Regions from separate parts of the Homo sapiens genome. Here region 1 is linked to region 2. A link is an interaction called in ENCODE POLR2A ChIA-PET data of the cell type or tissue named here. Cell type or tissue: HepG2. All regions are shown on one strand. Links, peaks and the distances in the headings refer to the core of each region. The heading gives the core; the rest is flanking DNA. Region 1 holds the start of CHST3 (carbohydrate sulfotransferase 3). Region 2 holds the start of LOC124902448 (a long non-coding RNA gene).

Evidence for each region. ChIA-PET counts read pairs that join two places held together with the same protein. Peaks named below come from ENCODE experiments on the same cell type or tissue, not always from the same donor. Only the 100,000 strongest peaks of a DNase experiment are listed, where the experiment ranks them.
Region 1: POLR2A ChIA-PET joins it to region 2 with 30 read pairs; 10 of 35 experiments call an interaction of 5 or more read pairs at or near these places.

Annotation. Positions count from the first base shown.
Region 1 is chr10:71,955,359-71,971,863 of GRCh38, reverse strand. CHST3 (carbohydrate sulfotransferase 3) reads right to left here and starts at 7,469. Exons shown (of 3, transcript NM_004273.5): 1 at 7,170-7,469. RefSeq lists enhancers at 1,196-1,739, 1,740-2,283 and silencers at 14,918-15,137, 15,585-15,694, 16,159-16,374. In HepG2, for the core only: no CTCF peak of the experiment used is centred there; no DNase peak of the experiment used is centred there; H3K4me3 peaks cover 3,424 bases; H3K27me3 peaks cover 405 bases.
Region 2 is chr10:72,023,315-72,039,819 of GRCh38, reverse strand. It overlaps LOC124902448 (a long non-coding RNA gene), which reads right to left and starts at 12,509. Exons shown (of 2, transcript XR_007062187.1): 1 at 12,337-12,509; 2 at 10,901-11,360. In HepG2, for the core only: no CTCF peak of the experiment used is centred there; DNase peaks (open chromatin) are centred at 5,579, 8,839 and 10,229; H3K4me3 peaks cover 1,942 bases.

The sequences.
Region 1 (16,505 bases), core at 3,925-11,924, 67 kb after region 2:
AGATTTCTATTCTCGGGGCCTCTTCAGACACATCAAACCTGCAGGACAGGCCCTCAGCTTCTCTCCGTGTCTCTAACAAGCCCCTGGAAGTCTCCAGAGGAAAGCCAGGCACCTGCGGCCCTGCCCTGTGGCTGGAGTGAAATTCCTTGCTGAAAATCAGTGTAGTCACAGTGCGGGGACGGGGGTGGCCCAGTGTGTTTTCAAAATATTTCCTCAGATAGCACTGTTTGGCTCAGACACATTAGCACTTTCCAGAATCTTGCAGATGGCGAGGCAGCTGGAGAGGAAGGGAGGAGAGGAGGGGGAAGCGGGAAAGGGTAGGGGAGATGCCCAGGGCTAAATCTCAGGTAGCTGTGTGGGCTGGGGCTGGCACAGGCACAGGCGGGCATCGGCGCAGCATGTGTGAACAGGAACAGCACACACATGACAGAAAGCTGATCAACCTGCAGACTGGTCTGCAGACGGCTAAGCTGTGAAGCCGTCTTATGAACCAGAACTTTTTTCAGAAGCCCAATATGTAGAATACGAACATGTGGACGTGCGGAGCGCAGGACTCACCCCACAACCACCCTCTCCAGAAGCCTGGCAGCAGCAGAACAAAGCAGGAACCAGAACCTTCCAGCAGTGCCCCACTCCCCAAATCCCAGAGGCTTCAGGGCTCGCTGACTCAGCTCAGCACAGCCACAGAGAACGAGAAGGGCCCTCAGCCACTCCCTGGATGCAAGGTGAGGACCCTCCGCTGCCAAGCCCTGGCTCTCCCCCTTCTAACCGGGTGCCTGGTTTTAAAGTTGGTCACTAAGTAAATTGAAGTTATTAAGAGATGGAAAATGTGCTTCCTATCCCACAGACTTAGTCACTCAGAATAGTGCTTGAGTTTCTGGAAATCATTGGTGTGACCTTACACCACCACCCCTGAGCTGATAGGACTCCAGCCCAAAGCAAAGAAACCTGACATTTTTGTCCAGGTAGCCTACAAAGTAAATGAATCTATGAGGGTTTGCTCACAGGTAGGCCCCGTCTTGGAGAGACATAACGGGAAAATTAGCTTTGGTCTATCCACCCTAAAGCAATGTTTAAGAAGCAAAGCTTCTCAGATGCCACAAAATGGAGAAAAGTCTCATCATTCTGCACCATCAAAGTTAAACTCACCAACCAACCAAGACGTCACCGTCTGCCTGCTGGGGAGGGTCCAGGCTTGGGACTGACTCAGAGGGAGCAGGGCTGAGCTGGGACCCCCGGCCGTCTTCTCTCCCATATACATGTTCCTCCTGTGCCCAGCCACCAGCGTCCCTGCAGCACAAGGACTGGCCAGCGGAGGGTGTGTTCCCTGACTTTTGAGGCTCTTAAAGTTAAGGAGGAGGGACTGGGCGGGGAGGGGGCAGGTGTAACCACAGAGGCCAAATAAGAACATCCCGGGCTGGCCTCCGAGGTGGTTGTTTACTTGCGGCATTCAGGAGAGGCTGAACTGGGAACTGGCTTGTTTATTTTCCACACTTTTTCTCCAAATCCTTTTCATAGAGTCCTCTGAAACCTCAGTGATAAATTTCCTAGGGCCCAGGGAAGCCACAGTCCCTCAGCACACAGCCATCTTTGTGAGGAGGTGGTGGGGGGTGAGGGGGATCAAGAGGACGGAGGGCAGCTGGAGACAAGAAGTCACTGGTGGTCAGGGGCTCCCGGGGCCCACCCTGCCCTCCAAGCTGGTGGCGGCCCAGCAGCCACAGGCCAGATTTGGGGCAATAGAGACAGAGGGCTGAAGCGTGTCCACCGGCAAGCACAGAACAAACCGTCCAGGCCTGCCAGGGGCCACCCCACACCCCGCTGTGGAGTCCACGCGCTCAGGGTAGGACCAGCAGCATTCTGTCATCTCTTTAGGCCTTAGAGAAGAAAAGGTGGCAAATATCATTTCTGTTTAACGAATGAAAAGGAGAAGTGTCTCCTCTCCTGAGGCATAACCTCACGAAAGCCAGAGACTCTCTGAGTGTTCCTTCGCAGCAAAGACCCTCTCTGTGCCGCCACTCTAGGAGTTCCCAGCAGAAGCATTCACGGCCCCTCCTGGGGCTTCACCCAGCATCTGACTACATTTCCAAGAACTTCCCATGCCTCAGGCACTGGGATGGAACCAGGGGTACAAAGATGGACAGCCCCGGCCCCTGCAGTGGGGTGGCTTCTCCCCACACCCAGTCCCCCAACTTCCGTCCTGGTCACTGTGTCCCCTCTGCAGTGGAGGGGGAGAGGGCTCCAGTTTCTTTGCAGCTCAGCACTAGGAAGGCTCTAAGAACTCACCCAGGTGGGCTTCCTGTGGAAGGTGGGCAGGGATCAGCTGGGCAGTGCTCATCCAATGCTCTTTGCGTCCTTTGAAGGGCGCCAGCCTTTCCCGTTCTATGGACATCTGTACTGGGGGCTCTCAGGGCAGAGATGAGGGTGGGTGGAGCAGTGAGGACCCTGCCCCAGCAGGGATAACCACTCTCAGCCCTTGGGGCCGGGGATAGAAAATACCACCCCGACTGAAAACGTGGCTGTCCCAGGCCTTTGCAGATGCCTGGCTTCGTGACCTTGGGCATCCACTGCACCTCTCTGAGCCTCATGTCCTCATCTGTAAAGTGGGGCCAACAGATAATTGCTGTCTCCCTGTGGGGCGTGGATGTAAAAGCAAGAGCTGGGGACCAGATGAGCGTGTGGTTATCACCTCCCCTGGCTGCTCCGGCTCTGCCCCATTCTTCTCTCCTGTGGACCAGGTGCTGCTGAGGAGTCCAGCTCTCCAGAACACGTGGCAGGGGTGGGAAGGACAGCTGTGACATGGCCCCTTATGTTCACCAGGTAAATGACAATAGGAGGTGTCAGGTGAAGGCTGATTTCCCCAGGTAATAGATTACCCTGGAGAGGACCAAAAAGGGGAAAAAAATACAGTAACCCATTTGAGGATGTTTGGTCTACCTGGCAATTTCTTCCCTATTCACGGTATGGTCACAAGAGGCAGCTTTGTCCCAACTTCTCAGATAAGCAGTGAGTCATGTCTCACTGGAATTACTGCAACATCTCCCTGTGTGCCCCCCCAAAATCTCCACAGTTTTCTGACTCCAGAGCCACACAGAAGGCTCCAGCAGCCTGGTACCACCCAGCCTTTGATTCCCACAGCCTAAGGTATATCCAGGCTCGGCAGAGTGTATGGAAAAAGAAGAATGCAAGCAGAGGCCCTGGGACCACGTTAGTAAGAAGCATCAGGGCTGTTTCCCTGTTGCCATGGAGAACCAATAAGGGCCTTGCAGACAGCCTGGCATGGTGGAGACAGGGTGGGTTCTGGAGTTAGACAATCTGGGTTCAAATACTGGCTTTGCAATTGCAGCAAAAACAAAAATTGACAAATGGGACCTAATTAAACTAAAGAGCCTCTGCACAGCAAAAGAAACTATCAACAGAGTAAACAGACAACCTACAGAACAGGAGAAAATATTTGCAAACTATGCATCCGACAAAAGTCTAATATCCAGAATCTATAAGGAACTTGAACAAGTTAACAAGCAAAAAACAACCCCATTAAAAAGTGGGCAAAGGACACAAACAGATACTTTTCAAAAGAAGACATACATGTGTCCAACAAACATATGAAAAAACGGTCAACATCACTAATCATTAGAAAAATGCAAATCAAAACCACAATGAGATACCATCTCATACCAGTCAGAATAGCTATTATTAAAAAGTCAAACATTAACAGATGCTGGCCAGGTTGTGGAGAAAAGGGAGTGCTGGCCAAGCGAGGCGGCTCATGCCTGTAATCCCAGCATTTTGCGGGGCTGAGGTGAGCAGATCACGAGGTCAGGAGATCGAGACCATTCTGGCCAACATGGTGAAACCTCGTCTCTACTAAAATACAAAAAAAAAAAAAAATTAGCCACGCATGGTGGTGCACGCCTATCAGGGGGCTGAGGCAGGGGAATTGCTTGAACCTGGGAGGTGGAAGTTGCAGTGAGCCAAGATCGCACCACTGTACTCCAGCCTGGTGACAGAGCAAGACTCCATCCCACCACTCCCACCAAAAACAAAAAACAAAAAACAGAGTGCTTATACACTGCTGATGGGTATGTAAATTAGTTCAGCCATTGTGGAAAGCAGTTTGGAGAGTTCTCAAAGAACTCAAAGTAGGATTACCATTCTACCAAGCAATCCCATTATTGGGTACATACCCAAAATAATATAAATTGTTCTACCATAAAGATACATGCACACGTATGTTTATCATAGCACTAGTCACAATAGCAAAAACATGAAATCAACCTAAATGCCCATCAACGGTAGACCAGATAAAGAAATGTGGTACATATATACCATGAAATACTATGTAGCCATAAAAGAGAATGAGATCATGTCCTTTGCAGCAACATGGATGGAGTTAGCGGCTATTATCCTAAGCAAACTAACACAGGAACAGAAAATCAAGTGCCCCATGCTCTCACTTAGAAGTGGGAGCTAAACATTGGGTACATCTGAACGCAAAGAAGGGAACAACAGACACCAGGACCTACTTGAGGGTGGAGACAGTGGGGAGGGTGAGGATCAAAAACCACCCATCTCGGGCCTGTGCAGTGTGTCAGACCTGTAATCCCAGCACTTTGGGAGGTGGAGGCAGGCAGATCGCTAGAGCTCCAGAGTTTGAGACCAGCCTGGGCAACATGGTAAAACCCTGTCTCTACAAAAAATACAAAAAAATTAGTCAGGCATGGTGGTGCCAGCTACTCGGGAGGCTGGGGCAGGAGGATCACCTGAGTCCAGGAGGTCGAGGCTATGGTGAGTGGCAGTGATCGTGCCACTGCACTCCTGCCTGAGCAATAGAGACCCTGTCTCAAACAAACCCAACAACTACCTATTGGGTACTATGCTTACTACCTGGATGATGAAATAATCTGTACACCAAACCCCCATGGCATACAATTTACCTATGTAACAAACCTGTATACGTACCTCTGAACCTAACATAAAGTTTAAAAAAACCAAATACACAAACACTGGCTTTGTCTCTCACTACCTGTGTGACATTGAAAAAGTTACTTAACTTTTCTGGTCCTCAGTTTCCTAATCTGCAAAATGGAGATGAAATGCTAACCTCATAGGGATATAATGATTTAATTAGAAAATGTATACAGAACTCTCGATTCACAGAGGGCATAATGAAGGTGGAAAGGTGATATAGGGAAGGAACTGGCTGCAGGGTTCCACCTGAAATTGGGGGTGCCCAAGCCCAGATCACCTCCTCTTTCATCTGAGGCCAGTCCTTGGTGCCGCCCACATGCCTTGCTAATTTCAGCATTTAGAAGTTTGAAATGCACACTGAACCTAGTCAGAGCTCTTCACAAGGGGGCAGGGGTGGGGAATGACACATTTCTTTTGGATGACATGCCCAGGCCACCCCCACATCTTTGTGCACTCTCAATCCCAAGACTACTGGCAATCCAGTTCCAGGAACACGAATGTTTCTGCTCCTCTGGGAAACTCATGCAAGCTGGCACAGGAGAACCCACAGCAATACTCAGTACAGGGACTGTGACCACTGCTCTACCTGCTGCCACCACAGAGCCAAGCCACTGCTGCAGAACACAGCTCCTAGACCCTTCATGAGACCCATCTCCAGCCAGGCCATCAGGAGCCAGGAAGAAAAACGGCTGCCCCCAAATTCTACATGTTCCCATGTTCCTCCTACCCCCAGCACATGCCCAGCAGCACGGCCCATCTCTTTCTCCACTTACCCACCCCTCTTCTCCAGCAGCCAGGAGATGGGAGGGTTGATGGAACCAACCCCTCTCTCTGCTGCAGATCTAAAGTTATTCTTCAATTGAGACCCCACAGAATCTGCCAAACAGCCTGCCATCTACCAAAACCCACATCAACCCCATCTTAGCCAGATACAGAAATGAAGCTTTTCCTGCTGCCCTCTTAGAGGGGCAGAGGCCAATGATGAGCTCCAGTCTCCCAAGGCCAGCCCACGGGACACAGTGGAACACACAGTGCCTGGGCCACTGGCCCAAGCAGATCAGGCAGGGCTCCTAGGAGCTACTCAGGCCCCCTTCTCTGCTGGAAAATCAATTTCAACCCAGCAGAGGCCCACTGGCCTTGCCGCACAGTGAGTCCATAATGAATGATAATTACCGGTGTCATTATTCATCAAGCAAGTACTGACTGAGTGCCCACTGTGCCAGGCACTATGCTAGGCCCAGGACAATCCCCCGTACATCCTGGGGCCCAGCAACACCACGCATCAGAAACCAAACACAACTTCAGGTGCAAGGAAAATAATGAAGGCGTCAGGCCTGCCTTGGTTTCTCCCTAACCTTTTAGGCTTAAATCCCCCCACCTCCCCTTACCCCGTCCACACCCAGGACTGGAATCTGCTCACCCGGTTCCCTTGGAAGTCCCTGGAGGAAGCACATCCGCTGGGGGGAAGGGTCCCTGCTTCCCTGGAAGACTGTCACGGCCACTACCCTTCTGTCTAGCGCAGCAACGGCCTGCCAGCCTCTTCCACGCTGCTCACAGACCCTGGCACGCCGGCTCTGAGTTTATGAATCACTCCCTCCTCTCTCCGGGCCTCGCCTCCGGAAGGGCTTCGCACACTCACACATCACCCAGACACCGAGTTTCCACACCAAATTCGCTCCTGCAGAACTCCGAGAACCGACTGCAACATCTGCTCCCCTTGGTCTCGGGGTTCTGGCCACAAGTTTTCAAAACCCAGGCAGCCTCTCTCCTGCCCGCTGCGCTTTGGGGGCTCCCTCTCCTTGGGGGCTGCGGGGGCAGCAGACAAAGGCCGTGGATGTGACGGAGGGGTGTGAGGACGTGCCTGCTGTAGAGGCCAAATCCCCCGCGCTCCCAGGAATGTGCATTTCGGTGTGTGGCATGTGCCTGGCCGGTGTGGGTGTGCGCAGATCAGCCTGCGCCGTGTGCGGGGTATGAGTGGCGATGAGCTGTGTGTACCTGGCAGGTGTGATCCGGTTGCAGCGGGTTGTGGGTGCCTGCCTGGGCTTTTCCCCGAGCTGGGAACTCCACCTCCCACCGTCCGCTTCGCCCCCTTCTCCCTCCAAAGTCTGGCGCGCGCGCCTGGACGCGGAAGGCGGGGGCTCCCGGCTGGGCGGCCTCCCCCGGGCTGGGCGGCGGTTCCAGGACGCCGGCGCCCCACTTACCCCGGCCGCCGAGACTCCACCGGCGGCCCCGACCCTCCGCGGCTGGGGTCCGGCGCGGGCAGCATCCGCTCGCAACTTCGCTTTCCTCCTGGAAGATCCCGGCAGAAGCGGTTCCGCGGCCCCGGCGCCCGCGCGGCCCGAGCTGTGCGTCTTCTCCGGGGCGGGCCGGAGGGATGGAGGCGCTGCGGGGCCGGTCGGCACGCTGGAAGGGAAGCGGCGCCAGGCGGGCGCCGTCCTGCGCAGCGAGCCTGCGAGAGGTCCTGCCTGGCGCCCTCCCCGCTCAGGCCCGAGCCGGCTAGCGGCGGCGGATTCCTGAACCGCGTCCAAGGCGTCCGGGAGCCCTTCTCCTCCTCCTCCTCCTCTTCCTCACCCCACCCAGCTCCCACCCCTGCGCGCCCGGCAACTTGGGAACCGTTGGCGAAGTTGGCGCTGCTCGGGCCGCGAGCCGGCCGGGCCTCTGGGGGAGGAAGGGGAGGAGAAGGAGGAGCTGGCGGGAGAGGAGAGGAGGGGAGAGAGGGGAGAGAGGGGAGCCGCCCCCGGGGAGCCGCTGTCTCCAGGACCCCTCTGCGGGCCTTTGTTCCGGGCGCTGCCCCTCGGCCCTCCAGTCCCCGGGGACTCGCTTGGGGCCGCTCGGGTATCCACGCTCTCCTGGCGAGGCTGGTGGGTGGAGGCTGCTTGGAGAACCCCCTTGGCTTCTCCGTGCCGGAGCGCCCGGGGCCGTTACGGCCGCCCCCTCCCCCGACCTTTGCCAGGGAGACCCTCTGGCTGCACGGGTTCCCCATCATCTCTGCCCGGAGAGGATCTTCCTGCTCCCCCCTGGGGCAAGTGGGCTGGAGGACGGTTTCCCTGGTTCCAAAGAACAGAGCACCGTCTCCCTGGGCGGCAGCAGGTCCCACATCCGCCCTCCTGCACTTTCCTGCGCCGCCAGCCAGTCCAAGGCTCCCCTAATTCAAGAACTGGGAAACGGGAGGGACAGAGGGTCTTCCCGGCCCGCCAGGGCTGCCTGGCATTATCTTCGGACCCTCCCAGGCAGCTGGGTCTCCGGCCGGGCTGCCAGGCAAGTGGGGTCCCAGTCGCCTCCCGTGCATGGCGTGGTCGGCTGGGCAGCACCGGCTGCGGGGTGCAAAGGCCAGCTTCTCGAGGGATGAGGTAAAGGGCTCAGAACTGGAACACAAACCGAACCTCCCTGTTCCTTTCCGAATCCTGGTGATGGCCCTGTCCCCGAGAAGGCGAGAACGTCTTGGATTCCACTTGCTGGGCATTCCTCCTGGGACTTCCAGTACGTAACGTCATGAGCTAATTCAGGCCTAAGACAGCACTCCTGACATTTAATGGGATAGTATGGGGTTTAGACAATAAGTTATTTCCTGTACAGGAGAAGTAGGAAAATCCAAAAAAGCTAAAACCTGATTATCTACACTTGGCCTCCCTCTGCCATTCTCAGCATTTACAGATGGACAGCAAATAGAGAACCAGATAGAACTAATCCTGACCCTGTTAGGGACAAGTTGCCCCAGGAACCCCCCGCCCCACACACAATGCAGCTGACCCTTACCCTGAATACTCCGAAGCTGCATTCCTGGACCCTTATCTAGGTGCTACAGCAAGGTCACCAGACTTGCTTACAGCCCAACAGGCAGCATGGGGAAGGTCACGAGAAATGTGGATAAACTTAAGTTACACCCTCTTCTAAATTCCTATATTGTAAGCGGTCACGAGATGATATGTGGTAAAGTTAACCGACAACCCCAGGGTCTCTCTCCCCCATATGAACCCCTCATTTTATAAGCTCCAGGGCTGCCTCCTCTGACTGTGGTGGAGCAGCCCGGCAGGATAAACTTACTCGCCTAACTTTGGGTCTCTCTCTTGTCCTTTCTCTCAGCTAACGTTACATTTTGGTGCCGAAACCCAGGAAGGGGACAGGCTCTGGCTGCGTGTCCTTAGAGGTGTCTCTCTCTCTCTCCCTCTCCCCCCTCCCCTCTCTCTCTCCTATCACCCCTCACCCAAGGGCCTTGTCCAGAATAGAGGAGACCTGAAGGACACCTGACTCGGTGGCTGCCTCTATTCCAGACAAGGCCTGCAGGACAGGGGACACCCTCTCTCGCCATCCTTGTCATCTGCAGTCTCTTCTTCCTCTACCCCCCACCCTCCATTCACTATGGGAGCCTCTCAGTCTACCCATCCCAAGACCACCCGCCTTGGCTGTCTCCTCTGCAATCTCAAGGCTCTCAGCCTCCATTCAGAGGTCCGTTCTAAGAGACTTATCTTTTACTGCAATACCACTTGGCCTCAATACCAATTGGACAATGGCTCCCAATGGCCTGAAAATGGCACTTTTGATTTCAATATACTTAGAGACTTAGACGACTTTTGCCATCGCAGTGGGAAATGGTCTGAGATTCCTTATGTTCAGGCTTTCTTCACTCTCCGTAACCGCCCTTCCCTCTGCCAGTACTGCTCCACTTTCCAAATCCTACTCACCAGACTTGTCTCCCACCACCCCCGTCTCCCACCACCCCCGCAACAGCCCCAGCCGACAACTCCTCTTTCTTTGACCCCGCCAATTTTGCCCCTCCCTGACAGCATCTTGATCCTCCACCAGAGCATCATGATTCTTCACGGTATGTCCCTGCTCTGGCTCTACCCATCTGTCCCCCTCTCTCCAACCACCCCGCTTCTGACTCTGAGTCCTCTCCATCTCCACCCCTCACCCGCTCTTGGGCCCAACATACTCAGCAACCAGTTCCCTTGCTTCCTCTCTGGGAAGTAGCAGGAGCAAGGGGATCATCCGTGTCCATTTCCCTTTCTCCCTCTCCAATCTCTCACAGATTGAAAAACGTCTCAGGTCCTTCTCCTCCGATCCTGATACTTATATCAAAGAATTTAAATATCTTACCCAATCTTATGAACTCACTTGGCATGATCTCTACATTATCCTCTCTTCTATACTCTCCTTCCAGAAGAGAAGGAAAGAGTGTGGCTTGTAGCACAGGCACACACTGACGATCTTCATGGGCAAGATCCTGCTAAGCCCATAGGAGCCACTGCTGTTCCCCAGGAAGAGCCTTCCTGGGAGTACCAACCCACAGACCCCAGCTGGGCGTCTGTAACTATATGATTACTTGCCTCATTGCAGGCCTTAACAAAGCTGCCGGGTAATGGCCAGGCGCTATGGCTCACACCTGTAATCCCAAAACTTTGGGAGGTCGAGGTGGGCGGATCACGAGGTCAGGAAATCGAGACCATCCTGGCTAACACCGTGAAACCACGTCTCTGGACTCTTCAGAGGACTCTTCCCAGAGTCCTCTCTTCCTGCTGTAGCTCATGATAGATTTTCAGATGTTTGGTGGGCACTCATACAGGCACCTGATTGTTACCTGAGAGACACAAGCAAATCCTATTCCCCATATAATTATCCACCCTTTGATTAAATTTAAAGGGCTATGTCACTCTCATATGAGTGACATAGAAAGGGGAATGCCTTTGTTGTACTGCTTGCTGTAAAGAATGAAATAAAAGATTAAGTTGGTCATTAGTCACATTTTGAATTAAGGCACATTCAATATTTTGTGTGGCTTGCACTACATAGGCTGAATCAGAAACAGTGTTTATTGGCTGTTTAAAAGTTTTTAACACTGTTATCACAGCCATAAGTTCAGCATTTTGAGCAGAAGCAAAGTCAGTTTGAAAAACTTGTTGTTGAGGTCCCACAAATGAGGCCTTTCCATTACTAGATCCATCAGTAAAAACAGTAATGGCCCCTTCAATAGGGGCTTTTTGAGTAATGGAAGGCAATATCCATGATATTAATTTAAGAAATTGGAATATTTTGGATTTAGGATAATGATTACCAAGAATGCCAATAAAACCTGCCAAATTAATTTGCCATTCCTGGGAATTAATATAAGCTTGCTGAATTTGTTGTTTGTTTAATGGAAGTATAATTTGATTTGGATCATATCCCATTAACTTTGTTGTGCACAGCCTTGCACACTACATTAATACAGCAACTTGATCTAAGTACAGAGTAAGCGTTTTGGTTGTATTGTGAGGTACAAAAAGCCGCTCAACCAGATCATTCTGTTGAACAATAATTCCTGTACGTGAATGTTTAGTAGGAAAAACTAAAAACTGTAATGACTGCAATGGGTCAACTCGAGTCACTTGTGCCTGTGGAAATTTTTCTTCAATTAATTGAAGTTTCTCTAATGCCTCCTTGGACAGGGAGTGTTTACTGTTTAAGTTAGAATCACCTCGTAAGGTAGAAAAGAGGTGAGACATAACATAAGTAGGACTGCCTAAAGTGGGATGAATCCAATTAATGTCTCCTAATAATTTTTGAAAATCATTAGAGGTTTTAAATTATCTCTTCTAATTTGAATGTTTTGAGGCTTAATAGTACTTTGTTCTACTTTCATTCCTAAATACTGAAAGGGAGTAGAAGTTTGGATTTTATCAGGGGCTATGATTAACCTTGCTGCTGTTACAGCCTTTTCCTCCCTAGTTTCAGCTGCACATAAAATATCATCCATGTAATGGATAATATAACATTTATTGAATTGTTCTCTAGCTGGCTTAATACCTTTTCTGACATAAGTTTGACAAATAGTAATACTTTCCAATGGTATTTGTCTGCTGGTTCTTTGTTATTTATAGCGGGAACAGTAAAAGCAAATTTTTCCTAATCTTGGGTAGCTAAAGGAATGGTAAAGAAGCAATCTTTTAAATTTATCACTATTAGAGGCCAGGATTTAGGAATCATAGTTGGGGAGGGCAGCTCTGGTTGCAGTGCACCCATGGGTAGAATGACAGCATTAACGGCCCTCAAATCTGTTAACATTCTCCATTTCTGGGATTTTTTCTTAATAACAAACACAGGAGAATTCCAAGGAGAGAGAGTAGGCTCTGTGTGTCCCTTTTGTAATTGTTTCTGTACCAATTATTTTAAAGCCTCCAGTTTTTCCTGTTTCAGTGGCCATTGCTCCACCCAAACTGGTTTAGCAGTTAACCAAACAAGAGGAATGGGAGCCGGAGGCTCAGCAATGGCCGTTCCTAAAAATGATACCCTAATCCAGTTTGATCTGTTTGTCCTTTTAGTTCTAAATGTTCTGGTTGGCCATTTTCATTTTTTCCTAGTCCCTTCCCTGGGAGATATCCCATTTTTCTCATCATTTGTTTACCGTTAATACTATACTGATCAATAGGAATAGGTATTTCAGCACCCCATTGTTGTAATAAGTCTCTACCCCATAGATCGACAGGAATAGGTGTAATAGGTTGAATTGTCCCTTCTTGGCCATCTGGCCCTTGGCATGGCAAAATTAAAGAACTTTGAAAAACTTCTGAGGCAGCCCCTACTCCAACAATACCAATGGATGCCTTTTGCTTAGGCCAATGCTGGGGCCATTGATTCAAACCAATATAGAAACATCAGCTCCAGTTATCTACTAGCCCTTCAAAGTTCTTTCCTTGAATGGTTACTGTACAAATAGGTCTCTTATCAGACACTTGATTAACCCAATATACAGCTTTTCCTGCTGGATTCATACTACCAAAGCCTCCCATTCTTTTTACTATGCTGCGTCCCAGTTTTGCATAAGGTAACAGTAACAACTGAGCGATTCTTTCTCCTGAGGAAGCAGACCATGGAATTGAGGAACTAGCAACTAATTGAATCTCTCTGGTATAATCAGAATCAATTATTCCTACATGCATAGTGACACCTCTAAAATTTAAACTAGACCTTCCTAGCAATAGACCAACTGTTCTGAGGGTAAAGGGCCCCTGACTCCCATGGGGACCTTCTTTGGTGGCTCCCCAGGAAGTAGGGAAATGGGAACTGTGCTGCAAAGATCTACAGCAACACTGCCTGCTGTGGCAGGGGACAACTGTTGTACATTTGTAAGGGCACTGAATGTGCCAGATATACCTTGGTTTGTTGAGGGGCCCGAGGTGGGCCCCTCTTCCCGTTTCCCAAAAAAAGGTTGCCCATCTTTGCTAAATTTAGAATGACACCGATTTGCCCAGTGATTGCCCTTCTTACATCAGGGGCATACGCCAGGACTTTTCTGTTGATTGATGGTAATAGTTTTTGCCTTTTGATTTTCTTTTCTACATTCCTTTTTTGTGTGTCCAAATTGCCCACAATTAAAACAAGAGCCTGAGAAACGGGGCATATTTTTTCCCACCTTTAGTCCAGCCATAGCTTGGGCTAAAAGAGTAGCCTTATTTAAGTTACCTCCAATGCCATCAGAAGCCTTAATATATTCAGCCAAATGAGCCTTCCCTCTCATAGGTCTAATAGCATTTTGACACTCTGTATTGGCATTATCATATGCAAGGAGTTGTATTACCACATCTTGAGCTATTTCATCAGTTATGGCTTTACGCACAGCCTCTTGGAGCCGAGCAATAAAGTCAGTATATGATTCTTTAGGTCCTTGTCAGACAGAACTGAAAGAAGGATATTTTTTCCCCATAACATTTATTTTTTTTCCATGCCCATAAACACACAGTGTGTAACTGAACAATGGCAACGTTTTTCATTACTGCTTGATTGTCTAGTCGGCCCCAATTAGGGCCCAACCCCATTAACTGTTCAAAGGAAACAGGCACAGGCGGCTGTGCTTGTGTGTTTTCTCTTGCTTGAGTTTGAGCTTCATCGGCCCACCAAGTTTTAAACTGCATGTACTGGGACGGAGTGAGAACAGGTTTTGTTAAAGTATCCCAGTCATATGGTATTAATCTATTATCAAGAGCCACATTTTTTAGTAAAGTTTGTACAAAAGGAGAATTTGGCCCATATTGACTAATGGCTTCCGCTTGAATTCCTTTAACAACTTAAAAGGAAAAGTGGCCCAATTAGCTATATTCTGCCCTCCTTGCTGGGTTATAGTAACTGGAAATTGCCATACTTCAAGGTCTCCCTCGGCTCTAGCCTTTTGAATAGAATTTTGTATAGCGCCACCAATAGCTCCAGGTTTTAATGTTGCAACTACAGGAGCAGTTTTTTAGTTTTTTAGCTAGTTCATGTTCTTGTCCATTAAGGGGAGAGGGAGGAGGTGGCCATTCACTTAATTCAGCAGGTGGAACCGACAGGCTAGTGAAATGTACCTTTTTCAGTTTCCCTCTCTTTTATTTAATTTCCTCTGGTTCCTGTTCCTCACATTCAGAATCTGAAGTTAATTTTTTACACTTGTCTGCCTCTTCCTCATCTGAATCTGTCTTGTCATTGTTTGAAATGGCTCAAGAGCTGCCTTTATCAATGCTCACACTGACCAAACAGAAACTGGAATTTTGGCTCCTTCTTTATGCACCTTTTTAAAATCTCTGCCAATTCTTTCCCATTCATCCAACCCCATTGTCCCTTGTTCTGGGAACCATGGGCAAACTGCTCTACTGTACTAAAGAGTGTTAATAAATTCTGAGTACTAACTTTCACTCCCCCTTTCCATAATAAATGCCTTAAGAAATTTAAATAACTAAGGCCGGGAGTGGTGGCTCACGCCTGTAATCCCAGCACTTTGGGAGGCCAAGGCAGGCATATCACAAGGTCAGGAGATCGAGACATTCCTGGCTAACACGGTGAAACCCTGTCTCTATTAAAAATACAAAAAATTAGCTGGGCATGGTGGCACATGCCTGTAGTCCCAGCTACTCGGGAGGCTGAGGTGGGAGAATGGCGTGAACTCGGGAGGCAGAGATTGCACTGAGCCGAGATCGTGCCACAGTACTGCAGCCTGGGTGACAGAGCAAGGCTCTGTCTCAAAAAATGTAGGGATCAGCCCTACAGGGCCTGTAGGTTTTTCTCCTTGTGTGCGGAGACGAGAGATCATAGAAATAAAGACACAAGACAAAGAGATAGAAGAAAAGACAGCTGGGCCCGGGTGACCACTACCACCAAAATGTGGAGACCGGTAGTGGCCCCGAATGCCTGGCTGTGCTGTTATTTATTGTATACAAGGCAAGGGGGCAGGGTAAGGAATGTGAGTCATTTCCAATGATAGGTAAGGTCATGTGAGTCACATGTCCACCAGACAGGGAGCCCTTCCCTGTTTGGCAGCTGAGGCAGAGAGAGAGAGAGGGGACAGCTTATGCCATTATTTCTTCTATGAATTTCTTGGAGAGATCAAAGACTTTAATATTCTCACTAATTCTGCTACTGCTATCTAGAAGGCAGAGCCAGGTGTACAGGGCTGAACATGAAAGTGGACAAGGAGCGTGACCGCTGAAGCACAGCATCACAGGGAGACGTTTAGGCCTCTGGATGGCTGTGGGTGGGCTTAACTGATGTCAGGCCTTTCACAAGAGGTGGTGGAGCAGAGTCTTCTCTAACTCCCCCAGGGAAGGGGAGACTCCCTTTCCCCGTCTGCTAAGTAACGGGTGCCTTCCCAGGCACTGGTACTACCGCTAGACCAAGGAGCCCTCTAGTGGCCCTGTCTGGGCGTGACAGAGGGCTCGCATTCTTGTCTTCTGGTCACTTCTCACCATGTCCCTTCAGCTCCTATCTCTGTATGGCCTGGTTTTTCCTAGGTTATAATTGTAAAACAGAGATTATTATAATATTGGAATAAAGAGTAATGCTACAAACTAATGATTGATAATATTCATATATAATCGTGTCTATATTCTACGTCTAATATAACTATTCTTATTTTAAGTATTTTCTTTATTATACTGTAACAAGCTTGTGCCTTCAGTCTCTTGCCTTGGCGCCTGGGTGGCTTGCCACCCACACACAAAAAAAAGAAATGTAAATAAGCAGAATGTTTACTTTCATTCTGTCCCATTGTTACCCTGGTTCTTACGAGTGCCCAGCTTACCTGCCGAGCTTCTTTCAGTCATCCTCGGGTGTCCTCTGACAATGTGTCCTCTGCTTCCACATGCTCTAGTGTTCCTTCACCAGGGTCTTCATAGCCCCATGTTGGGCGCCAGAAATGTTAGGGTGATCAGACCCAACACTAGGCCATGGGGGCTACGAAGTCTGGCAGAGTCAAATGAATGAGAAAAGACAAGTTAAGAGTGCATAAGGTGGGTCCAGGGGGCCAATGCTGGTATGGAGGCTGTGAAGCACCCGAGCTCTGGGAACCCACACTATTTATTGGTGATCAAACAAAGAAGCAGGTGGTGAGGACATGCGGATATGGGGGTAGAAAGGTAGCGGTGCATCAAGCGTAGCTGTGACACTTTAGCATTTTCTTTGACACATATGAATATGCTCTGCTGCTTGAGATAATGGAGAACATGTTTATGAGCCTGGGAGAGCAACCAACAAGTCTGTGCACATTCCAGAGGCTACGAGGGGTTGTATGCCCTGAGCCCTGGATTCCATCCAAG
Region 2 (16,505 bases), core at 4,756-12,755:
CTGTAAAACGGCGTTAAAGCTTTTTTTCTCCCAGGGTTGCTGTGAAGTTAAAATGCAATAAGCAATGTTAAAGGGTCTTGTAGGGAGCATCTCCTGGGTAAGAGTCCTCACTCTCTACAGGACGAGGCCCCAGTCTCAGCCCTGCCCAAGCCTCTGAGAATACAAACCTCATGCGACTCAGGGACAGCTCAGAGGCACAGCTGTGGAAGACACCTCCTCCTGGGTGGCCGGGAGGAAGTCGAGAGGGGCGCTGTGACAGGGACGTACCTTCTTCAAAGGCTACTATGGGACAGTGGCTGACTACAGATAGGGAAGCCTTGAAACCTCAGCTCCCTTCTCTATAAATACAGATGCACATATTAGCAATTTACCAAGTGAGAAGCTGCTTGGCTTACTATTTGACTGCTTTTTATCTGCGAGGGCGGCATGAGGCAGATGTGCGCGCCTCCATTTTGCAGATGAGGACTGAGTGACAGAGGAGCCCAGTGCCAAGCTTGAGCCCCAACCTGCCATTCTCCAGGCGGGGATGGATGGGCTCCAGAGACTGGGTGGGACCAGGGAGGTCTGAAAGCCTGGGGACAGGGTCTAGCCTCCAACTCTGAAAAATCACATTAGGTCACCAGGGGACAGGGTGCTCTGAGGAGACAAAAACAAGGCCAAACCACTTCCCGGCCGGGTGCTGGAAGTCAACACCAACTCTTTTTGCTCTATAAATAAATTTCATATTTAAATAAATATGGAACAACGTGACCTTTTTTTTTCCTTCTGCAAAAGAAAAGAGCATTTATCCCACCTCCAGAAGCTCATTTCTTCTTTCCAGCTCCTCTGACATCACCCAGGGGCAGCCAGGGAGGAATTTTTTCTTCTGGGATGACTCGATCCCAGCATCAGGCACATCTGGGCGGCGCCTGCTCCACAAGCCACAGACAGGCCCTGTGCCCACGATTCTGCTACAAGTCGTTGTTCAGAACTCAGAGCGGATTTTCCCGTGGAAGCAATATTGCTAGGTGACCGTGATAACCATGACACCATGGACACTCACTTGGAAGCAATCTTGCGTGTGGGTGTTTGGTTCCCAGGCTAGACCAGCAGCCCATTTTGGAGGCAGGAGGGAAAGACAAGGGCTTTGGGGTCAGGTGTGTCCTGGCTGTGTGACCTTTAGAAGTGACTCAACTTCTGAGCGCCTCCCTTCCCCAGTCTGTTGACGCTGGGAGATCGTTCTCCAGGGCCCCTTGCATTCCTGCTTGTCTTGTGACAGCTTTTGTTCTGGATTATCTTTTCAAGGACGTTTGTGTAGTCAACAGCCTAGGAAGTGTACACAGAGTAGCTGAGACAAGTCCCAATCAATTTAGAAAATTTATTTTGCCACGGTTAAGGATGCGTCCTCAGGAGGTCCTGAGGACACATGCCCAAGGTAGTCGGGGCACAGCTTGGTTTTATACATTTTAGGAAAACATGAGACATCAGTCAATGTATGTAAGATGTATATTGGCTGAGTCTGGAAAGGTGGGACAACTCAAAGCAAGGAGGGGGCTTCCAGGTCATAGGGTGGATAAGAGACAAAAGGTTGCATTCTTTTGAGTTTCTGATTAGCTTTTCACTGAATACCCAATTTACAGGAATAGCTACTTGTGCCGTAGTCTGGCTTAGTGAAACAATAGGGCAGAGGAAATAATCAGACCTGCATTTGTCTCCTGTGAGCAGAGGGATGACTCTGAACTCTGTCTGTCCTTTGTCCACAAGGAATTTCCTTGTAGGCAAATTGTGAGGGAGGACAAGGAATTTCCTTGTAGGCAAATTGTGAGGGAGGTATGTAGCTTTGTCTTGGGAGGCAGGTTTGCACTACTCAGTTCCCAGGTTAAGGACCTGCTTGACTTAGTTCCCAGCTTGATTCTTCCCTTTGGCTTAGCGATTTTGGCGTCTCCCTCCAGGGAAGAGGGAAGATTTATTTGTTTGCTTTCCAGGGGAATAAAAACAATGCTTCCCATCAGGGCAAAGATTGGGCAAGTTTGCTGGAAGCCCCCTCCTAAGACTGGGAGTTTTCCAGGTTTGGGGTTCTTCAGCTAAACCCACTGAACATGGGCCCACCTCCAAATCTGCCCCACGAGACAAGGGGAACCAAGGCGAACATGAACTCCTGTTGCCTGTTGTGTTTGAGCAATAAAGCCCTTTGTCTGGGTCCCAGGAGTCTTGCGTCTTCTGCCAGCATCCATGAAACCATGGCAGGCTACCTTGCTAGCCTAAAAGCAGGGTGAAACTCAGACCCTGCAGTTCTTGACGGTCAATTCCATGCTTATAATACTCACCTTGTTGCTGTGAGGGAGATGCCGGGCCGTGCCTTGCCCTTGGTGGGTGGTTAATAAAAGGTGACTGTGGCAGTTTTACTATCAGTGGCCAGGAAGTTAGTTATTTACAAGCCACACAGGATTCCCACTCTGAGTGCCAGTGGTACAACCTGGCCCTAGCCCTGGGATTAGAAATTCCATTCCTTTTGTGGGGTCTGGGCGCCTGGATAGGCTCGCTGCGCCTGGGGGAAGGGCTCCGGAGGGTGAAAATCCTCCTTGGTCACCCCTTCAGCCCCTTCGGGTAACCGCTATAACCCATGTAAAATATATCTTTCTAGACCTTTCCCTGCACATCAGTATGTTTAGAGAATGTATAGCAGTTTGTTTTCATATAAATTATTTATACTGTATGTGTTGTTTTGCAATTTTCATTTTTCACTTAAAAATATTTCAGCCGGGCGCAGTGGCTCACGCTTGTAATCCCAGCACTTTGGGAGGCTGAGGCGGGCGGATCACGAGGTCAGGAGATCGAGACCATCCTGGCTAACATGGTGAAACCCCGTCTCTACTAAAAACACAAAAAAATTAGCCAGGTATGGTGGTGGGCACCTGTAGTCCCAGCTACTTGGGAGGCTGAGGCAGGAGAATGGCATGAACCCGGGAGGTGGAGCTTGCAGTGAGCCGAGATCGTGCCACTGCACTCCAGCCTGAGCCACAGAGTGAGACTCTGCCTCAAAAACAAAAAAACAAAACAAAACAAAAAATTCCTGGACACCTTTCTCTGTCAGCCCACCTAGCTTCTGACTGCTGCATACCTTTCATAATAGGACTCTCCAGCCATGTGTCTGCCCCTCCCCTCGTGGTGGACCTTTGGTTCTTTCCATTTCTCATCAGTTCAAAAATGCGCATTGCGTGGCCAGGCACGGTGGCTCACGCCTGTCATCCCAGCGCTTTGGGAGGCCGAGGCGGGTGGATCACCTGAAATTAGGAGTTCAAGACCAGCCTGGACAACATGGTGAAACCCCATCCCTACTGAAAAAACAAAAATTAGCCAGGCGTGGTGGCTTGCGCCTGTAATCCCAGCTACTTGGGAGGTTGAGGCATGAGAATCGCTTGAACCTGGGAGGCAGAGGTTGCAGTCAGCCAAGATTGCACCACTGCACCCCAGCCTGGGCCACAGAGCAAGATTCTGTCTCAAAAAAAAAAAAAAAAAAAAAGAAAGAAAAGAAATGCACATTGTGTGTGTTGGAAAAGCCTCCCTGGATGCACAGGGCAGGGCTTCCCCGGGGCAGAAGCGAAGACTTCACTTGCACGCTACAGCCTTGGAAATGGAGGCCCGAGGGGCTGTAATGTCCCAAGGTGAGGTCACACCAGGCGTCTCAGCCCCTCCTTTCAGGCCCTAGAGCCTGGTGTCCCCCTCCTTCCTCTCCACTGGGAGTCTCTGCCCTGAAAGAGGAGGGGAGGGACTAGGAGATCAGGCTGGGGAAAGGAGGGAAGGGGTGACTAGGTAACAGGGGGCTTCTCCCTGTGATGCTAGCAGACCCAGTGGGGACAACTGGGGAGGCAGCACAGAGACCCCTGAGGAGCTACCACACTGGAGGGGAAATACAGCCACCAAGGGCCACTGGGCCCCAGGTCTCCTGAGAACCCTCTCCTGGGTGTCCTGCTTTGGAAAAAGGCTCTGTCCAGAGTGACACTGACTCAGAAGCTATCAGGTAGGGGCCCAGACCCTTTGAGCTCAGCCTAGAACCCTGCATCCGCCAGCCCTAGGTCCTCTCAGGCTGCTGCCCCGTCACATGTTCTTACAGTACAGATACTGCACAGCAGATCCGTCAGGTCAGCCAACGAACGCTCAGGGCCGGAGGAAGAGGCCAGCTGAGCCTGTGCAGCCCACCCCTTTTCACAGCAGACCAGGTGACAGAAACGCCAACTCGGGTCCCCGAGAGCTCCTGCCATGCTTTGTGCTGGGCCTGCTGGGGACATCCACGGAAGGCACAGCTAGCTGAGGTTAAACTGGCAGGAGGATTTAGAAACTTCTAGGTGACATCACACAATAACAAGCAGAACAGACCTAACTAAAGGTTAACTAACCAACCACTGACTGGGAGCTTGAAACATGCCACATACTGTATCGAGCTGGCTCCCATCTCTCCTGCACTGGGAGGTCAGTGTTATGACAATCCCCCTTCTACAGACCAGGAAACAGGCTCGGAAGGGCACAGAACTTAGTCCAGTCCTGCAGGGGATAAGTAACGTGCCTGGGACTCAAACCCAGGCCTGTCTGACACTGACCTTCTGCTACTAAATGGTTTATAACCTTTGGAGTATCCTGGACCTCTATGAGATTTTTTTTTTTTTTTGAGACAGAGTCTCACTATGTTACCCAGGCGGAGTGCAGTGGTGCGATCACAGCTCACTGCAACCTCTGCCTCCCCGGCTCAAGTGATTCTGAGGCACAAGAGTACAGCTCTGGAGTAGCTGGGTTTACAGGCATGTGCCACCACACAGGGCTAATTTTTGTATTTTTAGAAGAGATGGGGTCTTGTCATGTTGGCCAGGCTGGTCTCAAACTCCTGACCTCAAGTGATCCGCCCACCTCAGCCTCCCAGAGGGCTGAGATTATGGGTGTTAGCCACTGTGCTGCCACCCTTTGAGATTCTAATGGAAGCCTGGAGCCCTTTAACCAGAAAAGTGCCTTGGTGTAAACACAACATGTGTGTGCAGGGCCTGCTTCCTGGGCATATGGCCTGGGCAGTTGCACAGGACCCCAAATTCACAAAAGCCCCATTTTTGGTTTAATGCTCTGCTGTTGCCATCATGAAATGCTTAATGCTTTTGTACAAGGGGTGCCACATTTTCATTTTGCCCCGGGCCCTGCAACTTCTGTAGTCTGTCCTGCATATGCGACACTGACACACACATGTCCACATGCACCACCACTTTGCAAATGACTTTAGGTGTGCAGGAATCCTATAGGCCATTATAGACTCAGGAGATACCCTTTCGCTTTGCCCTGCACCCTGGCAAGCTGTGCACACGTGCATGTGTGTGTGGAGGAAACTGTCAGGTGGATCTGAGTGTGGGCAGGGAGCTGGGCCAGCAAGCAGGGGAGGGGGCGGCAAGGCCAGCATCGACTTCCACACAGACCGTGACAGCAACTCCTACGCCTCCGGGAGAGGGAACCAGTCCTGGTAATAAATAGCCCATATCCTCAATCCATGTCCTTAAAAATCTGTCCCCTTCTTGGACAGGACAAGGGGCCTTTGTCAGGCATGGTGGCCTCAGAATAAACACAGGAAGGCGACCAGTGGCGGATGATCGGGCTGCTGTCTGGGGCAGAGTTTTCTAAGTCAGGCTTGGCATTTCACTCAGAATGCTCCTGCCTGTGGCCAACTGGAGGGATCCCTGTGCCCACGCCTGAAAGCAAGAATGTCCAGGCCGGGCAACGGGGCACAGAGATGGTTACACAAGCCTCTGAGGACAGAGAGAGCACCCTGAGCCTCTGCAGTCGGGAAGCGGCAGCTGGTGTGGGAAGGGGCTTTATACAATCTTCCCTTGATCTGTGTGATCTTGGGCAAGTGGCTTAATGTCTCCATGACTCAGTTTCCTATCTGTAAAATGCAGGTGATCATGATACCTACCCCAGGATTTTTGTGAATGTTGAATTATTGTCTAATGTCCTTCCAACAAAGCACAATAAATAATAGCTGTATTTATCATTATCATTATTATTATTTGAAACTAGGTTAGAGGACCAGGCTTCAACATAGCTGTGCTTTTAGTTTCACTGTTTGTTCATGTTATTTTTTAAAATCAGTTAAAGCCCCATGTGAGAGATCATATGCGGGGAGTGGGGAGGATTCACCAACAAAGGTTGGAGAATTAATACGGGGATGAAAAGCACCCAGGGAGAGACACAGGGCTGGTGTGTGTGTGTGTGGGGGGGGGGGTCATCCCATGACACAAGAGTCTGGAGTGCCTGGGAGGGAACGGGCCAGAGTCTAAGGCTAGGCTCTCTTCAGGGGAAAGGTTTGGAAAAGGAGCATTTCTTTTCTTTCCTTTTTCTTTTTATTATTATTTTTTTGAGACAGGTCTGTCATCCAGGCTGGAGTGCAGTGGCACGATCACAGATCACTGCATCCTCGCCCTTCTGGGCTCAAGCGATCCTCCTGCCTCAGCCTCCTGGGTACCTGGGACTACAGGTTCATGCCACCACTCCCAGCTAATACATTTTTTAATTTCTTTGTAGAAATGGGGTCTTGCTATGTTGCTAGGGCTGGTCTCAAACTCCTGGGCTCCAACTATCCTTCTACTTTGACCTCCCAAAGTGCCAATGTTACAGGAAAGGGGTCCCCACCCCATGTCCCAAGAGAGGGTTCTTGGATCTCGTGCAAGAAAGAATTCAGGGCAAGTCTGCGGTGCAGTGAAAGCAGGTTTATTAAGAAAGTAAAGGAATAAAAGAATGGCTACTCCATAGACAGAGCAGCCCTGAGAACTGCTGTTTGCCCATTTTTATGGTTATTTATTGATGATATGCTAAAAAAAAAAGGGGTGGATTATTCATGCCTCCCCTTTTTAGACCATATAGGGTAACTTCCTGATGTTGCCATGGCATCTGTAAACTGTCATGGCGCTGGTGGGAGTGTAGCAGTGAGGATGACCAGAGGTCACTCTCGTCACCATCTTGGTTTTGGTAGGATTTAGTGGCTTCTTTACTGCAAGCTGTTTCATCAGCTAGGTCTTTATGACCAGCATTTTGTGCTGACCTCCTGTCTCATCCTGTGACTTAGAATGTCTTAACTATCCGGAAATGCAGCCCAGTGGGTTTCAGCCTCATTTTACCCAGCTTCTATTCAAGATGGAGCTGCTCTGGTTCACATGCCTCTGACACTGGAATTACAGGTGTGAGTCACCTTGCTGGCCTCTTTTCCCTTTAGTAACAGCCAAGGGGCTGTTTCTGTGTCTTCACATGTGACAGATTCACGTGTGACACATCACTGGGCTCCGGGCTTGCGCCCAGCCTCGTCTTTCGGCCCAGTCACAGGAATAAGGTGCTCCGGGGGTTGTGAGCAGCCTCCTGGCACAGAGCAGGACAGGGTGTTGGGGGGCCAGGGAGGCTGGCAGTGGGGACTGGAAGGAGGGTCCCATGCTTTACCCCCCCACACACCCAGGGCTAAGAAGAGTGCTGCCCTGGAGTCCTGGGGCCTGAGAGGAGGGGGATTTAGTCATCACTGTTCACCCTCCCCCAGTATTCCAGAGGAATTGCAGCCATCTCTGTGGACAAGGCAGCTTGTTGTCTGTGAGCACTTTATGATTTTGAAATTCATCCCTGCCATAATTATAAATTAACATTTGGAGGGCTTTCTACATGCCAAGCTCTTTTCTAAGCCCTCCTGTCCGCCTTTTTTTGGAGTCAAGGTACCACTCTGTTGCCCAGGCTGGAGTGCAGTGGCTACATCTCAGCTCACTGCAGCCTCGATGTTCTGGGCTCAAGTGATCCTCCCGATTCAGCCTCCTAAGTAGCTGGGACTACAGGCATATGCCACCACGCCGGGCTAATTTTTAAATTTTCCATAGAAATGGGATCTCGCTAGGTTGCCCAGGTTAGTCTCCAGCTCCTGTCCTCAAATGATCCTCCTGCCTCGGCCTCCCAAAGTGCTGGGATTACAGGTGCGAGCTGCTGCATCCGGCCTCTTTTTAAGCTCTGTCTGCATTATCTCATTCAAATCTCACAACATTCACAACGTTCAGGGCTGAGAAAACTGAGGCTGTGAAAGGGACAATCACAAGCCCCAGGTTGCCCAGCCAGGGAAGCACTGTGAGCCGGGACGGGAACTCAGCTCAGGGGAACGTCAAAACTGTGTTCTTAACAACAGTCAGCCCAAACATTGGGTCCCTAAGCCCATGGCTTCAAGCTGGCCCTTCTCTGTGGGACAGTAGCAGCCCTCCCATCTGCTGATGTTTCTCTCTACCAGCCCCTCAGCATCTGGACAAGGCAGCTGACCCCTTCCACGTGCCCACATACCTTGGTAGCAGAGGGACCTCTCAGCATTTTTACTGGCTTTTCAGATTAAAAAAAAAGTTAGCCAGGTGTGGTGGTGGGCACCTCTATTTCCAGCTGCTTGGGAGGCTGACGCCCGAGAATTGCTTGAACTCGGGAGGCGGAGGCTGCAATGAGCCGAGATTGCGCCACTACACTTCAGCCTGGGCGACAGAGTGAGACTCCATCACAAAAAACCCCCAAAACAAAAAAAACAAAAACAAAAAAACTGGGAGAAGAAGGAAATGGGGAGGAGTTGAGCGGAGGCTCAGGAGAGTCAGGCAAATGAACCACAAGAAGCTGGGAGAGGGGCTGATCTTTCCATCTCCTGTGAAGGCAGCCGTGACATCCTCCACTGGAAGGATGAGTACCTGGGGCTGGAAGGGGTTGCACAACTTGCTCAAAGCCACCAGCCTTGTTCCTGACAACCTGACACCCTCACAGACCCACCATTGTCCCCCTGCCCAGAGTTCCAGCACTGCGTGGGGTGAGGCGGGAGGTGAGGCAGTGTTTGCAACAGCTCAAGGCCGCAGTCCAGGATGACCCTGCCTCCCCTTAAGCTGCCTGCCCGAGAGAACAAACACAAGGCTGCCGCCAGAACTGTTTGTTCCAGCCAAGCCCCGAAGATAGGGCCCCTGCTCCCACTCTCTGTAGGAAGATAGGAGCCTCACTCCCATGGCGCCGGTTAGCATTGGACCAAGCTCCTTCTCCCGGCTTTTTGTAATGTATCACTTTGTCCCATCCATCCTAATACACACACACACACACACACACACACACACACACACTCACAGGAGGACTGGTCAGGGTTCCCTGCACATGACCCTCATATTTTGTAGGGGAAACTGGGATTCATTTCGGATCATCCACTCTTTCCTCCCTCCTAAGACCATGTTCCTCATATTCCGCCACCTCAGACGAGGTGGGGCTCAGTCTTTGTTCAAGCCGTATTGCTTCAGCCTCATAACTTCAAGACCTTGAGCAAGTTACTTTACACCTCCAAGCCCTGGTTTCCTCATCTGCAAAGTGGGAATAATAAAATAATCTAGTTTGCAGAGTTGCTGAGAGATTGTTTTATTTTTGTTTAGTTTCTGTTTTGTTTTGCTTTTTTTGAGAAGGAGTCCCGCTCTGTTGCACAGGCTGGAATACAATGACGCAATCTCGGCTCACTGCAACCTCTGCCTCCCGGGTTCAAGTGATTCTCCTGCCTCAGCCTCCCGAGTAGCTGGGATTACAGGTGAGCACCACCAGGTTGGGCTAATTTTTGTATTTTAGTAGAGACGGGGTTTCACCATGTTGGCCAGGCTGAACTCCTGACCTTAGGTGATCCGCCCACCTCAGCCTCCCAAAGTGCTGGGATTACAGACGTGAGCCACCACGCCTGGCCAAGATTGTTTTACGTCAACAGCGAAACAGTATCTGGTACAGAGTAGGTGTTAAACAAATAATTGCTATTGTTATTTTGTTATTATCTGGTCCTCACCTCTATCCTCAAAAATAGCTCCAGTTGACTCAGTTATTCCTCTTTTATAAATCACTACCAAAACCAACACTTATCAAAACACCACTCTGTATCCCATAAATATATACAATTATTATATGTCAATTGAAAATAAAAGGGAAAAAAACCAATACAAACAAATAAAAAACACCCAGGTGTGTTTCAGCATCTCTCGTCTCCTTGGGGCACTAACTCCTTGCCACACTTCACCTGCATGAGAGCTGAGTAAGCTTCTGGAGCTTTGGAGAAAGTCTGGGGTCAGGAAATTGGGAGATGTTACTGGCACCTGAGAGGGGGAAGCTGTGAGTGGGGACAGGAGAGACTGCCCAGCTGCAGCTCAAGTCCAGAGTGGTTCAAAGGGCATGGCTGGGGGACAGAAAGCGTATACTCCCTTGCCTCCTGTACTAGTGCAGGAACTGTGAAATAGGCATTCAAATATGCAACTGGCAGGAATGTCATTTGTACAACCATTTCAGAACATTGGTTGGTAGGCTGGGATAGTGGCTCAGGCCTGTAATCTCAGTACTTTGGGAGGTTCAGGTGGGAGGACTGCTTGAGCCCAGGAGTTAGAGACCAGCCTGGGCAACATAGGGAGACCCCATGTCTATTATTTTTTAAAAACAAAAACAACAACAAAAAGAACATTAGTTGGCAGCATGAATTGAGAGATACTAAAATGTAGATTTTTGTTGTTGTTGTTTTGAGACAGAGTCTCACTGTGTCGCCCAGGGTGGAGTGCAGTGGCGCGATCTCGGCTCATTGCAGCCTCTGCCTCCTGGGTTTAAGTGATTCTCATGTCTCAGCTTCCCAAGTAGCTGGGATTACAGGCATTTACCATCACACCGGGCTAATTTTTGTATTATTAGTAGAGACGGGGTTTCACCATGTTGGCCATGCTGGTCTCGAACTCCTGACTTCAGGTGATCCACCCGCCTTGGCCTCCCAAAGTGCTGGGATCACAGGCGTGAGCCACCACACCCAGCCTAGATATTCTTTGATGCTAAAATTCTGTTAACAGAAATGTATCCTAGGAAGATAATAGAGTACGAGAAAAAAAAACCCCAGAGATGCAGATTGAGTTTTTTACATAAAGAGGTTCATGTTATGCTATTTAGAATAACAACAATTTGAAAGTAAATCTAATGCCCCAAATTAATGAGTAGTGGCACGACGTGTGACACCTCTGATTTAGCGAGGATTAGATTCACTCTTGAGTAATAGAGCACCCAAAATTACAGCAACATTATGAAACACAAACTTCACACACATTCCAGAGATAGGCTGTCCAAGGCTAGCGTGGTGCCTCCATAATTATCAAGGACTCAGGAGACGTCTATCCAGTTCTGCTGTCCTCAGTGAGTGGCTTTTACCCCACACTCCAATATGGCGGCTTGAGTCTTGCCATTATGTCTGCATTTGAGCTGTCATGAGGTGGAAGAAGCAAAAAAGAGTACCACTCTCCCTTTATGAAATCGCACCTAACGCTTCCACTTACTTTCCATTGGTTGGACATTAGTCACATAGGTACACCTAGCTGTAAGAGATGCCAGGAAAGACGATAAGACAATAAAGAAACACCTTTCTTTTTCTTCTTCTTTTTTTTTTTTTTTTTGAGACAGGTTCTCGCTTTGTCGTCCAGGCTGGAGTGAGATGATACAATCATGACTCACTGCAGCCTCCACCTCCTGGGCTCAAGTGATCCTGCCACCTTAGCCTCCCAAAGTGCTGGGATTACAGGCATGAGCCACCGCACCCAACCTAGACAGCTGACGCTGACCCAGAGCCCCAAGAGGTCAGGTCTCTGGCACCTTACAGCATTGGGGTTTCGGTCCATTTTTGTACCACAAATAGGTCTAAAATGATTTTGAGTGTGACTGTGTCTTTTATTTTCTGATAGACGGGGTGCTTTTAAATTTTCCCTTTTAGAGGCAGAGGTTGCAGTGAGCCGAGATCACACCGCTGCACTCCAGCCTGGGCCACAGAGTCAGACTCTGTCTCAAAAAACATACGTTAAAAAAATTAAAAAAATAAATTTTCCCTTTTAATGTTTTGCCCGTTTATTGCTGTTTCTGGGACCACAGGGCCTCAAAGCATGGATGTGAAACTAACCTGACTGGAAGCCCTCCCCACCTCCCTTGACTGCATTTTATAGATGGTAAAACAGATTCAGAGAGGCAAGAGGGCTTGGCTGCGGGGCTGCCCGAACCCAGTCGTAAAATGACTCACAGGACTATTGACACCTAGACTTTAAAACTTTCCAGCGATTTTCCTCCCATTTGAGATAAGGGGAATCATATAACAGTTCAACATTTCTCTCTCTCTCTCTCTTTTTTTGTTTTTTTCAATTAGGCTGGGAGGCTCCATGGGGGAGGTTATGGGCAAAGACGAAGATTTAAGAAAATGAAGATGGAATCTGTGTGCGCTGGGGCTGGGAAGACTGAGGGGTAGGAATCAACACACACATGCACACAGGCACACACACACCTGTATGCACATACATGAGTGCTTACCCGTGCCCTTTTGCCAGTTCCCACTCGGCTTGTTTGTATCAGACCCAAGGAGGCAGGATAGGTCAGCAGTCACATCTTCCAGATCAAGGTCTACTGTGGCATCATAAGGATTAATTTTTTTTAATTTTAATTTTTTTTTTTTGCGATGGGATCTTGCTCTGTTGCCCAGGCTGGAGTGCAGTGGCACGATCTCAGCTCACTGCAACCTCTGCCTCCCAGGTTCAAGCAATTCTCCTTACAGGCACTTGCCACCATGCCTGGCTAAGTTTTATATTTTTAGTAGAGACGGGGTTTCACCATGTTGACCAGACTGGTCTCGAACTCCTGACCTCCTGATCTGCCCATCTTGGACTCCCAAAGTGCTGGGATTACAGGCGTGAGCCACTGCGCCTGGCCGTCATAAGGATTAATTAGGATATTGCCTATAATTGCCTGGCCCAGGAGAGGTGAGATGTGCATGTCTTCCTCCCCAGTCCTCACCGTGGCTGCTTGGTCACTGGCTTGCCTGCTTGGTTTCTCTTTGAGGCTCCTCTGAGTAGGATTGGCCAGCATCCATGGGCCACTCCCTTCCTGAATGTACTGGGACCCAGTCTGCAATGAAGTCATTGTTTGAAGCATCTGCTCTTTGTTTGGTAAATCTTCCCACAGGGGGCTGGAAGCCCACAGCTCCCCTCTGCCAGGCCTCGGCTGGAGGCAGGGTCCACAGTCTTGCCTTGGCATCCTTGTGATTTATGTCCATGTGGGTCTCGCCAGGCGGAGGGATAAGGGTCATAGGATATCGGCTATTCCACAGACCAAGGCAAGTCGCTTTCTATCTGCTCAGTCGTAAGGAAGGCAAGTCATTGGGGATCTCTGCACATAGACAAGATGAGGGAATGTTTCTCCCAGAACAAAGGAAAGAAGGGGAGGCACTTGAGAGAAAATCAGAGCAATAAGATGTCAAGGAAACTGTAGACTCAGAGCCAAGAGATGCCACCAAGCGCTCCTGCCCCAGAGCTCAGCCAGGCCAGGCCACGTGGAGACGGCTCCTGCAAAGCTGCAGAGGGGCTAAGACCAGGATGTGGAAAGGGAACAGGAATTAGATGAGGTTGAAGCAGCTGGAGCTTAGCAAGTACTTAACTGAGAGCTGGATGTTTCTGCTTATTTCTACTTTTATGTTATTTATTTTTTTTAGAGTCCACGTCCTGCTGAAAGTGCTTATTTTTATAATGTGCTCTCGTAGAAGATTCTCCATAACTGGCCTTGATGGTGTGAACCATGGCTCTTCTGGGATACCCTGGGTGCTTTTAAACAACAGCTGCCAAAGAAACCCCACTCCAAACCAACCAAATCAGTCTCTGAGGACCGGGGGTGGGGTGGTGGTTCTCAAAGTTGGACCCGGGGACCAGCAGCATCAGCATCACCAGGGCACCTGTTAAAGTGCAAACTCTCAGGCCCCACCCTGACAACAGAATCCAAAGCTGTTAGGGTGGGGTCCAGAGATCTGTGTTTTAACAAGGCCTTCAGGAGCAGGGCGTCGCATACCCAGGAAAGTGTGAGAACTAGTGGGAGATTTTAACTTGTGTCCGGTGCTGAAAACCACTGGGTTTGTTTAGTATTGAGTTTGGGGACTCTTTCTTCCCTGTAGAGGGCCAGAGTTCAGAATGAGGAAAGCTGGTCTCTCTCTACTCCCTGTAGGGGAATGGGTATAATGACTTTACCATTCATTGAATCTCTTCTACATACATAAGTGAGAATAAGGAAAATCGATCGCCACAATTAATGTCCCTGACCACTGTTCTATCTCCAACACCAGTAACAGAAGAGATCCACCCCACCCCCGCGCAGGGCAGCCTTGCTAACTCTCCTGAAATGCTGAGACGTCCAGGACCCCGTCCCATAGCTGCGTCATGGCTAGCTTCTCTTAAACCAAGTTCACACCCTGCAAACACAAAGCCTTTTTCTTAGGTTTTGGCACCTCCTTCGCAACCCTGATCCTGAAGGAATTAATTTCTCATTTGGAGTAGTGGAGTTGTTGTGGGAAGTGGGTGGAGTGGGAACTTCTAGGAATCACAACTTCTTTCATGCACTTCTTTCTCTCATTTTCAACCTGATGCTCCCGTCAGCCCTTCCGACATGCTCGTCAGCCACAGTCACTCTGCTTTGTCTGGGGTCATGAGACATCCGCAGGCAGAGGGGCTACAGTATCCCTACAGGCCAGACCAACAGGAGGAGGGACTCTAGCTGAAGCTCCATGACCCTTCTGCCCTCCAGTCTGGGAGGAGGGGGCGTGTGTATGTGTGCGCGCGTGCGCGTGTGTGTGTAACAACTACAAGGTGTCCCAAATCCTGTTCTCCCATATCTGGAAAATCTGTGACCTACATAAAGCCAGTTCCTGCCTAGTGAGGAACAACAGGAAAGGATAGAAACCAAGGGCAGGTGGTCGCTTCTGGAGGCTGCTGCTGGCTTCAATGGGCATGCCTCTGTCTGGCCCATAATCTTGATTTCTGAACACATGGGTCTCAGCTCACCTGCCAGATGCGCCCCGGTTCCCACTTGGTTATTCACCATCCTCCTCTTTCCTGTCTGTCTCTTTGCCTCTATGGGTCCTTGCTGGCAACCCCACAGGGTTTCTCCTTGGCTTCTTCTAAGTCTGCTGGGCAAAGGAAGATGTCTTGGATTTATTAAATCAGCCCCATATTGGGGCCAGATGTTCCACAGCAAATGAGGTGGTCAGGACTGAAGTCAAGAAACTAAGTGAGGAAACAAGGAGGCCCCAGTGATGAACGATGGTCTCTCCTCAGCCCTTACTGAAAAATCTCCTTTCTGTCCTATTTTGCTCTCGGTATGAGCTCTGCTCTTCCTCTCCTCCCAAATCAAACATTTGGTGATGCATTTCTGCAAACTTCCACGTCTCGCTCTGGGGCCAGGAGACTGGTGTTTGCTGGGCTGTTTCTTCCAAGCCTTCTCTGCAGAAAAGGGCACGGAGGAGAAAACACGGGAGTTCTGGCAAGTGTGGGCTGAAGGCCTCACAGTAAGTCTGAGAGCGAGCGCCAACCTGGCAGGGAAGAGCTGGTGGGGACAGCTCTCGGGGACTCTGGGTGGCCAGAGGATATGGGCAGAGGCCAAGGCTTCTCACCTTCCTAATTGCAAAGGTTATATTAATAATTATAACAGTAATTAGTCATGGTGATAACAGTAACAGTAATGGATAACTGTGGGGTACTGTGCCAGGGGGAGCACACGGGTTGTATCATCTCACTTAGAGCCTTCCAACACCCACCCAGCCAGCGTCTTGGCTTTATTATTATTCTCTCCATCTTGTACCTGAAGACTGCGGCTCAGAGAGGTCTCAGCTAACCCATGATGGAATTGGGATTTGAACTCAGGCAGCCTAACTCTGAAGCCCAAGCTCTTAACTGCTATGTGATGACACAAGGAATACGTGTTTGTTAAAGAAATTGTTAACAATTCAGATAAAGAGAGGGAAAACCATAAAATACTCACCATCTACTGTCAACACTTTGGTTTCTTTCTTTTTTTTTTTTTTTTGAGACAGAACCTCGCTCTGTCACCCAGGCTGGAGTGCAGTGGCGCCATCTCGGCTCACTGCAAGCTCCGCCTCCCAGGTTCACGCCATTCTCCTGCCTCAGCCTCCTGAGTAGCTGGGACTACAGGCACCCACCACCACGCCTGGCTATTTTTTTTTTTTTTTGTATTTTTAGTAGAGACGGAGTTTCACCGTGTTAGCCAGGATGGTCTCGATCTCCTGACCTCGTGATCTGCCTGCCTCGGCCTCCCAAAGTGCTGGGATTACAGGCGTGAGCCACCGCGCCCGGCCTTGTCTTTGTGTTTTAACTAGCATTTCATGTTTTTATCTCTCTCTGCTGCATTCTGGGTAGTTTATGCCATGATAATTTATTCAGCTCTCTCTTTTAGATTTATTGTTTTCTTTTTAGTTGTGTTTAATCTACATTTTTTTTTTTTTTGAGACGGAGTCTCGCTCTGTCCCCCAGGCTGGAGTGCAGTGGCGCCATCTTGGCTCACTGCAAGCTCAGCCTCCCAGGTTCACCCCATTCTCCTGCCTCAGTCTCCCGAGTAGCTGGGACTACAGGTGCCCGCCACCATGCCTGGCAAATTTTTATTTATTTTTATTTATTTTTATTTTTAGTAGAGACGGGGTTTCACAG